Regions from separate parts of the Homo sapiens genome. Here region 1 is linked to region 2. The links are chromatin contacts, found by Hi-C or POLR2A ChIA-PET in ENCODE. All regions are on one chromosome and are shown on one strand. The core of a region is the stretch at or near the end of the contact, and the rest is flanking DNA. Distances in the headings are between cores, read along the strand shown. Region 1 overlaps LINC03099 (long intergenic non-protein coding RNA 3099). Region 2 has its middle 18 kb from the start of MIR1587.

What was found. Hi-C counts contacts between places; a loop is a spot of excess contacts on that map. ChIA-PET counts read pairs that join two places held with the same protein, here RNA polymerase II (POLR2A). Pooled maps may share reads with other maps.
Region 1: a map with no recorded cell type shows a loop between it and region 2 (10-fold over the local background). The contact joins two enhancer-like sites. A Hi-C loop is called at or near these places in 2 of 168 maps with a recorded cell type or tissue (endothelial cell of hepatic sinusoid and natural killer cell), 2 of 37 single-sample maps with no recorded cell type and 8 of 50 pooled maps. POLR2A ChIA-PET finds 5 or more read pairs at or near these places in 1 of 52 experiments (naive thymus-derived CD8-positive, alpha-beta T cell).

What each region holds. Positions count from the first base shown.
Region 1 is chrX:40,265,784-40,272,466 of GRCh38, reverse strand. All of the region lies in intron 1 of LINC03099 (long intergenic non-protein coding RNA 3099), which reads right to left. Among named protein-coding and RNA genes, the nearest start is that of LINC03099, 6.2 kb to the right of the region's middle. RefSeq lists enhancers at 4,457-4,506, 4,537-4,636. Within about 2 kb of position 5,291, at least 26 of the 41 ENCODE cell types and tissues checked have a DNase peak (open chromatin) inside an H3K27ac peak, as active enhancers do.
Region 2 is chrX:39,852,286-39,858,816 of GRCh38, reverse strand. No RefSeq gene overlaps it. Among named protein-coding and RNA genes, the nearest start is that of MIR1587, 18 kb to the right of the region's middle. RefSeq lists enhancers at 388-888, 2,990-3,069, 3,340-3,459, 5,208-5,502. Within about 2 kb of position 2,961, at least 10 of the 41 ENCODE cell types and tissues checked have a DNase peak (open chromatin) inside an H3K27ac peak, as active enhancers do.

The sequences.
Region 1 (6,683 bases), core at 4,042-6,541, 410 kb before region 2:
ACTGACTGGCCGTTTGGGAAACTCAGCCCTGTGTGGGCAAGGCTGATGGCTTAAGGGCATTCAAGAATGATTCATGCAAGTTCTTCTAGTCCAAAACACCCCTCGAAAAGACACAACATATTCAGAAATCTCAGATAAGGCTGGGTAGGAGCAGGTCTGCCGGGTAGATTTCAGCAGGGTGCGTAAGAGCAATCAATCTACTGCAAGTGCGAATCGGGATCAAAAGCCGGCCTCTCCCACTTGCTGGGATGCTTATGCAATTCATTATTTTATGTCCTTGGTTTCTTTTTTCAAATGCAGATACCCCAGAAAGGTAACACATTCAGTTACGCACACTTTAGTGCAAATGCATTCATCAGAAACTTTTTTTTTTTTTGAGACGGAGTTTCGCTCTTTCACCCAGGCTGGAGCACAGTGGCGTGACCTCGCCTCACTCCAACGTCCGCCTCCCGGGTTCAAGCGATTCTCTTGCCTCAGCCTCCTGAGTAGCTGGGATTACAGGCGCCCACCATCACACCCGGCTAATTTTTGTATTTTTAATAGAGATGGGGTTTCATCATGTTGGCCAGGCTGGTCTCAAACTCCTGACCTTGTGATCCGCCTGCCTCGGCCTCCCAAAGTGCTGGGATTACAGGTGTGAGCCAGCGTGCCCGGCCAAGAAACATTTTAAATGGCAGTGGAACCTGGGTGAAGCTGCCTGTGAGCAGGGAAGAAAAAAGTACGGATGCTGGAGCCACCCCCTGCAGATGCCATTTCCTAGGGTGAAGCCCTAGCGTCAATATTATTTTTTAAAGCTCCCCAGCTGGTGTCAATATGCAGCCAAGTTGAGAACCCCAGGAGAGAGAATCGAGGCTGAAAGAGGATGGATGGATGGACGGGAAGAATCAAAAGAAAAAACAGCTTCTCTTTTTTTTTTTCTTTTTTTAGAGATGGGGGTCTTGCTGTGTTGGCCAGGCTGCTCTCAAACATCTGGCCTCAAGAGATCCTCCCTCCTCGGTCTCCCAAAGTGCTGGGATTACAGGCATGAGCCACCACGCTCGGCCCACATAATTCCTCCAATGAAAGACCCAGGTTTGAGTCCTGGCACTCCACTTGATGGCAGCTTGATCCTGGTAGAGTTACTTATCCCCCTCTGAACTGCATTTTCTTCATCTGTTAAATAGGGATAATACACTTAATAAACAGTGATTCTCAAACTTGAATGGGCGTCAGAATCACCTGGAGGGCTTCTTAAAACACAGATCCCCGGGCCTCAGCCCATCTCCAAAGAGTATGACTCAGCCAGTCTGGTGTGAGCCCCCAACATCTGTGTTTCTAACAAGCTTCCCAGTGATGCTGCTGGGCCAGGACCATGCTTCGAGAACCACTGATATCAGGGGCAGTTGAACTGGTTATTATTAGCTCACAAATTTAATCCACAGATGAGACCTGAAACCAATGGCAACACCCCGTTCTCTCTTAAAAGGGGTCAAGAGCCAAATAGGGCTTGAACTTGCATACAAATATTCACCAGGTTTTAGCATTTTGCTGTGATGTAGCCCACCTTCAAACCTGAGGCTGAAGCCACCAATGGACCATTATGGTGAAGACTGCTCTGGAAGCAGAATTGTGCCTGGTCCGCAAAGACCCACCCACCCTAGAAAAAAGCACCTCTGCCCCCTGTCATTCCAAAGAGGCCTGGCCTGGTCTTTCTGGAGCCTGCTGTGCCCTGGGACCTGGTCACTAAAAGCAGGTGTAACAGATTAAAGCTGCTGTGTCCCCTGAGGGGGTGAGCCCTGCCTTCTGAAGCACAATTTACACTGTGAAACCACGAGTTGAGGGGAGCGGGAGGGGGCACATTTCCTCTTTAAAAATGCTCAAAGTCTTTCAGCTGATGCTCAGAGCAGGGCTGGCCTAGGCAAGGGTTTGAAGTAGGAAAGGTCACTATTTGTCTTTTTTTTTTTTCTCCTTGAGACAGAGTTTCGCTCTGTCGCCCAAGCTGGAGTGCAATGGGGTGATCTCGGCTCACTGCAGCCTCCACCTCCTGAATTCAAGCAAGTCTCCTGCCTCAGCCTCCCAAGTAGCTGGGATCACAGGTGTGGGCGTGCACCACCACACCTGGCTAATTTTTGTATTTTTAGTACACCATGTTGGCCAGGCTGGTCTTGAACTCCTGACCTCAAGTGATCCACCCGCCTTGGCCTCCCAAAGTGCTGGGATTACAGGTTTGAGCCACTGCGCTCAGCCACTACTTGTCATTTATGCTCTATTCCCATCCCAGCCACCCACCCCTGCTTCTCCTGTCCCACAGCCTGGCCTCCTTGTGTCTCCAGCCTGGGATCGCTGCCTGTCTCTGCCCCAGACTATCCCTTACTCCTCCTATCAAAATGCTATCAGGTGGAGAGCAGTGGTTCATGCCTGTAATCCCAATACTTTGGGAGGCCGAGATGGGAGGATCACTTGAGCTCAGGAGTTTGAGACCACCTTGGGTCTCTACAAAAAAAAAAAATTATTTTAATTATCCAGGCATGGTGGAATGCACCTGTAGTCCCAGTTATTCTGCCCATATGGGTTGCATCTTCCATTTGAGAGCCTCTCACCCTAAGTCTCACAGTCACCAGTACCCTGGCTTCCAGGACAAACCTGGATGATTTCCCCCCAGGCTTAAAGGAAGACTAGAGACTTAAAGGAAGCTGGACTTTTATGAAAAACTCATTGTGGGTGGGGGGCCCAGAGACTTAAAGGAAGCTGGACTTTTATGAAAAACTCATTGTGGGTGGGGGGCCAAAAATTAACTAGGCATGAAGAACCTGGGAGATACCAGATTATTCTGGCTCACTAGGGCTTTACACTTATCTGGCCACAGCTGGGACATACTCCCTTCTCCCTGGACCGTGCAGTCTGGGCCCACCTCACCCCCAGTGTGGGCCACCTATTATGATGCCCCCCAAAATGGTGTCAATTCAAGAGTACCTGCTTCTCTAGGGTCTAGGCTTTGGGGGCCCAACTTATCACAACTTGAAGTTACTGTTTTAAAATTTATCTTATTTATTTGTTAATTGTGTCATCTGTTAACATGTTATAGCTCCATAGGACAATCACTGGCGGTCTTATTTACTGTTAAAGCACCAGCCCTAGCCCAGTAGTTGGAATATTTTGATTGCATGTATGGGTGGATAGCTGAGATGGATGCAAGGATGGAGGGATGGATGGATGGATGAACGGATGGGTGGATGGGTGGATGGGTGGATGGGTGGGTGGATGGATTGGCCCCCACATAGTACCAAGGTACTTCTCCTGTAAATACCACAAACCTAGACCAGCAGTTCTCAAACCTTTAGGTCTTGGGACTCCTTGACTTTTTTATTTATTATTGAGGACTCCAAAATGCTTTTGGTTATATTGGTCTTGTCAGTATTTCCCACATTAAAAATGAAAAAAGGAACATTTTTAATATTTATATATTAATTGATCTAAAAATAACAATTATGAATATATTACATGTGTGGTGGGCAGCCTCTAAGATGGTGCCCAGTAATTCCCACCTTCTGTCACCCACACCCTTGAGTAATTCCCTCCCCTTGAACGCTAGCTGGACTTACAGACTCACTCCTAATAGATCTATTGTCCTATAGGGATGTGGCTTCCAAAATTGGATTACAAAAAGACTGTGCCTTCTGTCTTGGGTGCCCTCTTTTCTCTCTCTAGGAGGAGCCAGCTGCCTTGTCACGAGGCAGCCCTGTGGAGAGGGCCTCGTGGCAAGAAACCCAGGCCTGCCAGCAGCCACATGAGTGAGTCTGGAGGTGGATCTTTCCCCGGCTGAGCTTTGAGATGCTCCTACCCCTGGAACACACCCTGATTAGTCTCCTAAGAGACCCTGAGCCAGAACCACCCAGCTAAGCTGCTCCCAGATTCCTGACCCACAGAAACTGTGTGAGATAATAAATGTCTGTTGTTTTCAGCCACTAAGTTTTGGGGGTAACTTGTTACACAGCAATGGATAAAATACATGGTAACATCGATAGCACAATTTTATTAAAAAATAACCGTATTTTCCAAAACAAACAAAAAAGTTTAGGGAGAAAAGTGGCATCGTTTTTACATTTTTGCAAACCTCTTTAATATCTGGCTTAATTGAAAACAGCTGCTTCCTCATAGGGGCTTGGGCATCCAATGCGTTGTGATACATTGTTTTGGTTGAAGAAAATCCAGCCTAATGGAGCTTTGCAGTTAGAAAAGGACAGTCTGAAAAGGGCTCAGGGAACCACAGGGATCCTCAGACCACACTTTGGGAACTGCTGACCTAGACAATCATAGACCCCAAAAGATTCTAATTCTAGGGCCCTCACTTCCCAATCTTGGTTTCCTGTTTGGGACCTTTGCCATTTCTCCAGGTGCCCAAGTGACTTAGTGGTGATGGAGGCCACCCAGGAGGTCTGGTCCCCTGCCAAAAAGGATAAGTCCTCTGAGGCCTAAAAGCAGAAGACACTGATGAACTAACCCTCAGTCTTGGCTGTGTCATGCCCAAGATGTCACACAGAGGGGAAAGGATGCCTCTGACATCCAAGGTGAAGGTTGAGGCATCTGGAGTCGGGGAGGGCAGGGGAGCTTGTTCTCTGCGCATTGACAGCTTCCGGGACACTGGGGTTTGCCAGATCCATGGGGATTTCCCCCTCTCCTTCCCTTTCCTGCGCGTGTCCCACTACCCCCAACCCCCGTGAAGTTTAGGGCCTGTTTTCAGCCGGAGCCGGTCTAATTTTCGCTGCCTAGTTGGTCAGAGAAACGCACGCAGCTGTAGCAAAGCATAAAAATAGCTTCCTCCGTGACCAATTTCTTCCCACTTCCCTTTCTCTCTCTCCATGCTCGCCTCCCCGTCCCCACCTTCTGTGGAAGCAGGAAGGTCCCTGGAGGGTGCCAGCACTATTGAGACATGCCATGCGCCCCAGCTTCCCTCCCAAACAACACATGTTCCTGATTCTATTTTGCCCTGGTCCCCCGCAGGCTCGCACAGGCTTCCCTGGGGACCGGGCGTTGTCAGATGGGTCCCCGCGGGCCCAGTGTCCGTCCACCTCGTTGGGCAGACTTCCTCTCCCGCGCACAGCCCCCCAGACATCTGCACGCCGAGTGCTCGCCAGCGGCACTGGGATCTGGGGTCCCAGCCTAGCCCGGAGCCAGCCAAAGGCCTGCCCGCGAGGGATCCGGATCTTCTGGCACCTTAGAGGTTAAATGGGAAGCCTCCAGCTGGAAGGAAAAAACGCCCCGGTGCTATGCGCGGAGGCTCCAGGCGGTGTCCCCAGCGTCCCGGGCTTCCTCTGCGCCGGGCGGCTGCGCGTCCCGGATGCGTCCGCGGCAGAAGATGGAATCCGAAAGTGGGCATTCGTCTTTCTAGTTTGGAAGCAGGGGAAGACAATCAAACCTGCAGCAGCTCAGCTCCCCAACGCGAAGGTCTAGCCAGCCTTGGGCAGGGGAGCGTTTCTAGAAATGTCTACACCCGGAGCCACCGGCGGGAACCAGGAGGGCGGGGTATGGCCCGCACCTGCCCTGCCTCTCTTCCCTGAGCCTTTGGGACCATGCGGGAGAGAGGACAGGCCACCTATCGTATTTCAGGAGTGGCTTGTAGGGTCCAAGGGCCGTTTGCCTCCCTCTACTGCAGTTTGGAAACAGAATAAACCGCCCCAGCAAAACCCGGCGAACTTGTCCAAACCACACAAAAGTTCAAACCACACAAACTCCAACTGGGCACCGACGCAGGACTGGCTTTATCTGTCCGCAGAGGGCTTTGCTCTGCCTCGCAATTGATTAGGGCTCCTGAAAACCACTGAAACAGTTTATCTCACCCACCCAGCCTCAAGCCCCCTGATGGGCTGGAGTGGAGCCTGGATTGTTCTGGCAGCCAACCCCAGACCAGCTTCCACCCAGCTTGGCGGCCCCCTGGGCCACCTGCCTGGTTCCTCACTCCACAGAGGGTCCCCATTTTGTGGCAGAAAATCGAATGACAGCAAGAGGGTGAGATGGGAAGATGAGGGAGTTGGATCTATGAGGGGAGAGAAGCATTCTGTCCACTGAACAGGGTGGGGGGGGCTTTCCAAGATCCCCCCTTTACTTTCACACCCTTTCTCCAGTTCTGTTCCTCTCCTTTCACGGCACCCAGCGCCCTTCTGCACGGGTGGCCCAGTCCTCCAAGCCCAGCCTTGTCTTTTGAACTTCTCCCCAAGCAACCTGTCCCTGTACAATTTACATCCTCTCAGTTGTTTTCTCTCGAAACTCTTAACTCAGGCGGCCAATGCCATGGCCATGAGAACATTCTTCACCACAGAAAGCAAGATCCTTTGTCAGCCTGTTCTTCATGGGAGGGGAAGGGAAGGTTTTGTAAATATCAAGTGGAGATTAACTGGGGGAGGAGTCAGGAATTAAACAACGTGCTTTTTTTTTTTTTTTTTTGAGACAGAGTCTTGCTTTGTCACCCAGGCTGGAGTGCAGTGGCACCATCTCTGCTCACTGCAACTTCCGCTTCCCGAGTTTAAGCGATTCTCCTGCCTCAGCCTCCCAAGTAGCTGAGATTAGAGGTGCACGCCACCACGCCCAGCTAAATTTTTTTGGGGGGGGCGGGGACGGAGTCTCGCTCTGTTGCCCAGGCTGGAGTACAGTGGCGCAATCCCTGCAACCTCCGCCTGCCGGGTTCAAGCAATTCTCTTGCCTCAGCC
Region 2 (6,531 bases), core at 1,712-4,211:
TTTACTGGGAGGAGGCCCTAAGCACAGGCAGGGAGACAGTGGGATTATCAGACGTTGAGAGGGTCATGGCCCTGAACTGTTCTCCCCATCCTGGTGTGAACCTGGCCTTGTCTTTCTTGGTACTTCATTGCTATGGGTTGAACTGTGCCCCACACCCCATTCATCTATGGAAGCCCTAACTCCCAGGACCTCAGAATGTGGCTATATTTAGAGTTAGGGCCTTTAAAGAGGTGATTAAGTTAAAATGAGGCCATTAGGGTGGGCTTAATCCAATACAACTGGTGTCCCTAGAAGAAAATGTGGACCCACGAGAGACACTGGCAGGGTATACGCATAGAGGAAAGACCGTGTGAAGACACAGCAATAAGGTGGCCGTGTGCAAGCCAAGGAGAGAGGCCTCAGGGGAAACCAAACCTTGATCTTGGACTTCCAGCCATCAGAACTGTGAGAACATAAATATCCGTTGTTTAAGCCACTCAGCTTGTGGTCTTCTGTTGCAGCAGCCTGAGGAGACTGATACATTCGTCCTGCATCCCTGTGACAGAATCTTCCTTTAGGTGAGGTGACCAAGGTGGGCCCAGGCCTCCAGAAGTCACTTCCTAATTACCTAGGAAGGGGAGGGAGAACCTCTCCCCATCCTGTCCTGGCAGCACAGAAGGCTGCTTTGATTTGATTAACTGATGGTCACCCACGGGACCCTGGACTTGCCAGTGAAGGGTCAGCTCAGGATAGGCAGGAGGCTGGCACAAAGTGTCAGCCTCTCTGGGAGCAGGCGAACACCAGGCAGCCCTCAGCCTGGCCCCAGAGGGGTTGTGGTCTGTGGGTGTCCCCAGGCCTTGTCTGACTCACACAGCTCCCTAAATGTCCCAGGTCTGCCCCTGGGGGTGTGCAGTTTGGCTCCAGCTCTGTCAACACTCTGGACTTGATGTAGGTACTGAGTGACTGGAAAAGCAGCCCTGACTGCAGCCACCCAAAGCCCAGCCCACTCCTGGGTGCAGGGCGGGCAGCCCTTCCTCCTCCCTGGACTCTGTTTCCACCACACATGAATCCTGGGCCTGCCTGGCCCCGACGCATTTTTTATTTTGCTATCTATATTCTTTCCATTGTCCTGATGTAAATAATTTAAACTGACATAGAAAGAAAGGGCAGGCCTTGCTACAAAATGGAGGCTGTCAACTCCCCGAACCTCCATTTCTTTTCGCCTCCTGTGCTCATCTCTTCCCTGTTCTGTTCGATTTGCCTCGTTCTAGAACCTTTCTCTAGTGCTCTCTTGTTTTTTTGTTTTTTTTTTTTTTTTTTTTGAGAAAGAGTCTCACTGTGTCGCCCAGGCTGGAGTGCAGTGGCGTGACCTCGGTTCACCGCAACCTCTGCCTCACGGGTTCAAGCGATTCTCCTGCCTTAGCCTCCCGAGTAGCTGGGATTACAGGCACACGCCACTATACCTGGCTAATTTTCATATTTTTAGTAGAGACAGGGTTTCACCATGCTGGGCAGGCTGGTCTCAAACTCCTGACCTCAGGTGATCCGCCCACCTCGGCCTCCCAAAGTGCTGGGATTACAGGCATGAGCCACCGTGCCCGGCCTCTAGTGCTCTCTAGCTCCACACACATGCATGCATGCACATGAACACGCCACACACGTGCACACACACACCCTTCTCCCCCTCCCCCCAGGTGTCAGTGAGCAGAGTGTGTGTGACATTGTGTGTCTGTCTCTGGGATACAGTTTCTCTCTCTTGGTGTGAATTGCCTGTCTCGTCTGCATTTCTCATTCTGTTTCTCATCTCCCTACTTTCCTTTGCCTCTCTCTGCTGTTTGCATATGTGAGGGAAAGAGCTGCTTCATTTGTGAAGTGGCCTTATTCCATGGCCTCATTATGCAATCACACAGCATGGAGCTCTCTTGGGGGTTAAGTGGGGAAGGCAGAAGACAGGGCCAGGGAGAATTCATCATCTTTCCCCCGGAAAGCTGTGCATTTTCAGAAGATATAAGGGACAAGTTTGGGGTTCACAGACCCTCAGGGGCTTTTGTGCGTCACCTGGACCTTCTGTGATCGGTACATGGAGCTGCAGCTGGCCACTGGCATTGTCTGGAGAGCAGCCCTGGCCTCTCTCAGCCTTGAACCAGGAAGCAGGCTTTATTTGTCAGGAGAGGGCATAGCCAGGATTTCCTGAAGGTTCTGGCCTCCAGCCTGCAACCCGGCACTGTCCAATAGAAATATAATGCAAGCCACAAATGTGAGCCACATATGTATTAATAATTTTAATGTTCGAGAAGCCACATTAAAAAGGTAAAAAGGAACAGGTGAAATTGACTTAATCATATATTTTGATCAACCCGATGTATCTAAAATATTATCATTTCAATATGAAACCAGGAAAAAATTATTGACAAGGTATTTGACATTCTTTTCTTGAAACTAAATCTTCAAAGTCTGGTGTGCATTCTATGCTGACAGAGGATCTCAATTTGGCCGGGCCACATTTCAAGTGTTCAGTAGAAACATGTGGCTAGTGGCCCCTGTCCTGGACAGCACAGGCCCAGCCTACCAAGCCTGAGGTCTGGAAGTTCTGTTTCGGCTGTCTAAATGGCAGCAATACAAGCGCGTCCTCAGTGTGTATGTCTGATGGGAAGACGACGAGGTGATGTGCGGGAAGTTCACTGAGCCATTATTCTCCCATTACCATCATTAGCAGTAATCATCATGAATGCACTGGCATGGCCCACGTCCGGCCCTGTTGCTGCTTGCTTCCAGTTCACGCGGCATTCTGTGCCGGGGAATTGCTGACCCAGATTCTGTTTTGCTGGGGGGGCAGAGGGAGCTGAGGGTGCAGTTTCCAGGTGCTCTAGGCCTGCCTCCCAGCTGAGACCCCACCTACTAGGTGTGTGCTCCTCCCCTTTCTTTAGGTACCAGGCACCCCTCCAGCTTCTATATATAGCACTCTGTGGCGACAGCTGGCTATCTGATGACTCATCAGTCACCGTGGGCGTCTCCGGATGGAACCCTGAACATTTATTCAGAGGGTGCTTTTGCCAGTTTCTGAACGACTCCTAGTAAGTCCTGCCTTTTGGGGATTGTTTTAACCCCATGGAGATTGGGGGTTTGAAGACTCAGTGGGTTCCTGTCTGAAGGCCTCTGGGGGCTTAAAAAGTCCAGTGGGGCTTTGGGGAACTGGCTCCAGGTAAGCCTGTGAACGCAGAGGAATGCATTCTCAAACTGAGGGCTTGAGTGGTCTCTCCTTGGTCATCTGTCCATCTAAGTACCTGGCTGGCCCCAGATTGCCCCTGGAAGTGGGGCTTGGGAGATGTTAGCTCCTTTCAGGAGCTGCAGGGCTCCTCCCATGTATTTTCTGTGGGGCATCAAAGACCCAGGGCTGGCTTTGGAGCTGGGTTTAATGTAGGCTGCTCTGCTCACCAACTCCACCATCCTGGGCAAGTCCCTTCTGCTCTCTGGGTTTCCGTTTCCTCCTCTGTGCAATGCAGTCAATACCATTGTGGCCGTCTGGTTCTGAGGGTTGGAGGAGGTGCCGTCTGTAACAACTGTTATTACTGTGCAGCCCAGGGGCCCCATCACTTCGGTTTTCTCAGAAGCAGCTTCTGAGACGCGGATTCGTGTGGAAGCAATTTATTAAGGAAGTGCTCCCAAGAAACACGGAAGGGTATGGAAGGGCAGGACCAAGAAGGGGAGGAAGCCAGTTTCAGACAAAGTCCCTCTGCAGAAGGGTCTTAGTCCATCCAGGCTGCTGTAACACGGTACCACACGCGGGGGGGCTGATAAACCACAGACACGTACTTCTCATGGTTCTGGAGGCTGAGAGGCCGAGATCAGGGTACCAGCACGGTCGGGTTTGGGGGAGGGCCCTCTTCTGGGCTGTAGATTGCCAACTTTTCCTTGTGCCCTCACATGGCAGAGACAGGGAGAGAGAGCTCTCTGGGGTCGCTTTTTATAAGGGCACTGACCCCCTTCATGAGGGCTCCATCCTCATGACCTCATGACCTCCCAAAGGAGGAGCTCTGGAGGGCAAGTGTCAACTCAGAGCCTGTCCTGACTCCAGGCAAGAGCACTGTACCTGCATGCTCCCTTGCACCAGCTAGGAGCTACCGTGAGTGTGGGGATTGAAACTCCTGGGTACTTCTGGCTCTGAGGGGGATGTGCCCCGGGCGGGCCTGCAAAGAGTCCCAGGCACAGGCTGTGGGAATTAGGAGAGGGGAAGCTATATGGGGTGGGGGAAGGAGCCCGAGGGGATGTGGGTGAAGCATCTAGAGTGTCCCCACCACCCCTTTGCTTATCTGTCCTCCCACCAGAGGGGGCCAGGCCAGCACCCCTGTATGGATGGGACTGGGGCCGGGGAAGGAGGCTGGAGTCAGGAGGAGAGGCACCACCCAGGCCTTACTCTTCATATGGGTGGAACCATCCCATGAACAAGTGGGATGAGGAAGCCTGAGGAGCTTTTGGCCAAGCTTAGCCTCTGGGGGTGCCCAACACTGGGCACGGATAGGGCTGGGGCACAGACCCAATATTCCAGTACCTCCAAGTCTTTTGTCCGGCACCCAGGCTAGGGGCCCTGAAGATGCTTCACTGTCCAGCGGGATGGGGTTGGGGAAATATTTTTGTTCTCTTCAGCTCAGTAGCCTTCTTCCTTCCTTTCATCACCTTGTCTAAGACTGGCCGGGTCTTTTCTCAAGGTCACCCCAGGAACCAGGGTTCCTTGGGTTCTGTCGCCAGCTCTGGGCACCTCTCCACCATGGGCCACCTGGCTCTTTCATTTTCTTACTTCCAACTTCCACCTTCTCTTCTGCAGCATTGAGCTGCTTTTCTCAGCCTCTCTGGACTTAAAGCAACTTGGCCCAAAGGCTGCCAGTTGCCCTTTCTCAACCCTCCAATGCTTCTGTGCCCTCTACCAGGGATGGGGCTGTGGAATCCAGAGCACACCCGGTTGCCTTCCCTAAATTTCCATTCACCAGCAAAGATGAGTTTATTTTCCACTGTCAGGAATTCAGAGTTTGAATGATTTTACCACTGCTCTGTTCTTGGTGCAGCTGGGATTCTATTTATCACTGGGTTAGGAATTTCACTTCCTGCCTTTTCCATCCCAGAAGAATTCTCTCCCCTCCCCTCCCTTCCTCTTCTCTCTTTCCCCCTTCTCTCCTTTCCTCTTTTCCCTTCTCCTCTGCCTGCTTTTCCATCCCTCTCCCCTTCTCCTCTCCTTCCCCACCCTCCTCTTCCCCCCTTTCCATTTTGTTCCCCTTCTCCATTCTCTCCCTTTTTTCTTCCCCCCTCTCCCCTGCCCTTTTCTGTCTCCTCTCCTTTCTCCCCTTCCCTTTTTCTCTCTTCCCCCTCCTCTCCCTCTCCCGCCCCTCCCCCACATACTGTTTTGCTGTCCTCAGGGTGACGGTGACTTAGGCCAGCCCTGGGGATGGGTGGGAGAGCAGCTGAGAATCCAAAGGCAGGAGAGTGCACAAAAAAGAGATATGTCGACAAGTGGCTAGGGACCATGTTCCTGCTTTAGCTACGCACTGTGTCAAGCGCTGAAAGTCACTACACAGGCAGTCATTATTATGATTTTTACCTTACAAAAAATGCTTCACCCAGGGCATGGCATCTACTTGGTATTCAGTAGCAGTCAAATTGGAAAAAGGAGGCTTTCAAAGAGTCATTAAGACAAACACTGTTTGAAAATTATACAGAAATTCTATTTAGCTATTTGAAAATGAAAGAGTATTATACTGTCTTTGTAAAAATGCTTTTTTTCCAGTTGCTCACTGATTTTTTTCCCCCCAGTTGCGGTGGCTGATTAGTGTTTTCGTAGCGTCTCTTCCAGTTCACCGCAGACCTGCTGTTCCGTGGAGTCTGGTGTTGCAAAGCTTGTTGCAAAGCTTGTGCTGAGGAACTGCGAGGGGTCTCTGGGAATCTCTCTCAGGTTGCCGGGACCAGAGAGCCATGTGTCTGGCTAATGTGACCATCCCTCAACAAGGGTACTGCTCACTGGATTTCTCTACACAGACTCCCCTCCTGAGGAACTGACTAGGCATGAAAGATCTCCCCCAAGAATTGTTTAGTGACAGCTTAAGCTAGGCTAGCCTCTCTGCCTCACTAAGCTCAGCTGAGGTCAGAGTGGTGGGGTGTGACGCCCGCAACTCCGGGCAGTTAACTCACACAAAGGGAAAACTCTCTCCCCACCTTGCCTACCTGCCTCCCTGCCTGTGGGCAATTTTGCCAATGTTTTCCATTAGTCACAAAGGAGAGGGGCAGGTGGGGGCAGGGTGGTCAGTGGGGACAATCATTACACAGGAAGAAAACCAAAACCATATTACTATCTAAGGCACTGTGCTAAGTGCTGGCATTAGGGTTGCATTTGGTGAAAATCCACATATAACACAGAAAAATCTATGAACCATCTAGAAATCCTAACTTCTTGACCCTTGAACTCCTTCTTTAAGAAGATCACTTGTTCATGGAGGGCTTCCCTGACCCCTGGGCAGGCTCCTTCCCCATTCTCTTGGCTGCTTCTGCCAGCACTTGGTGTCCTTT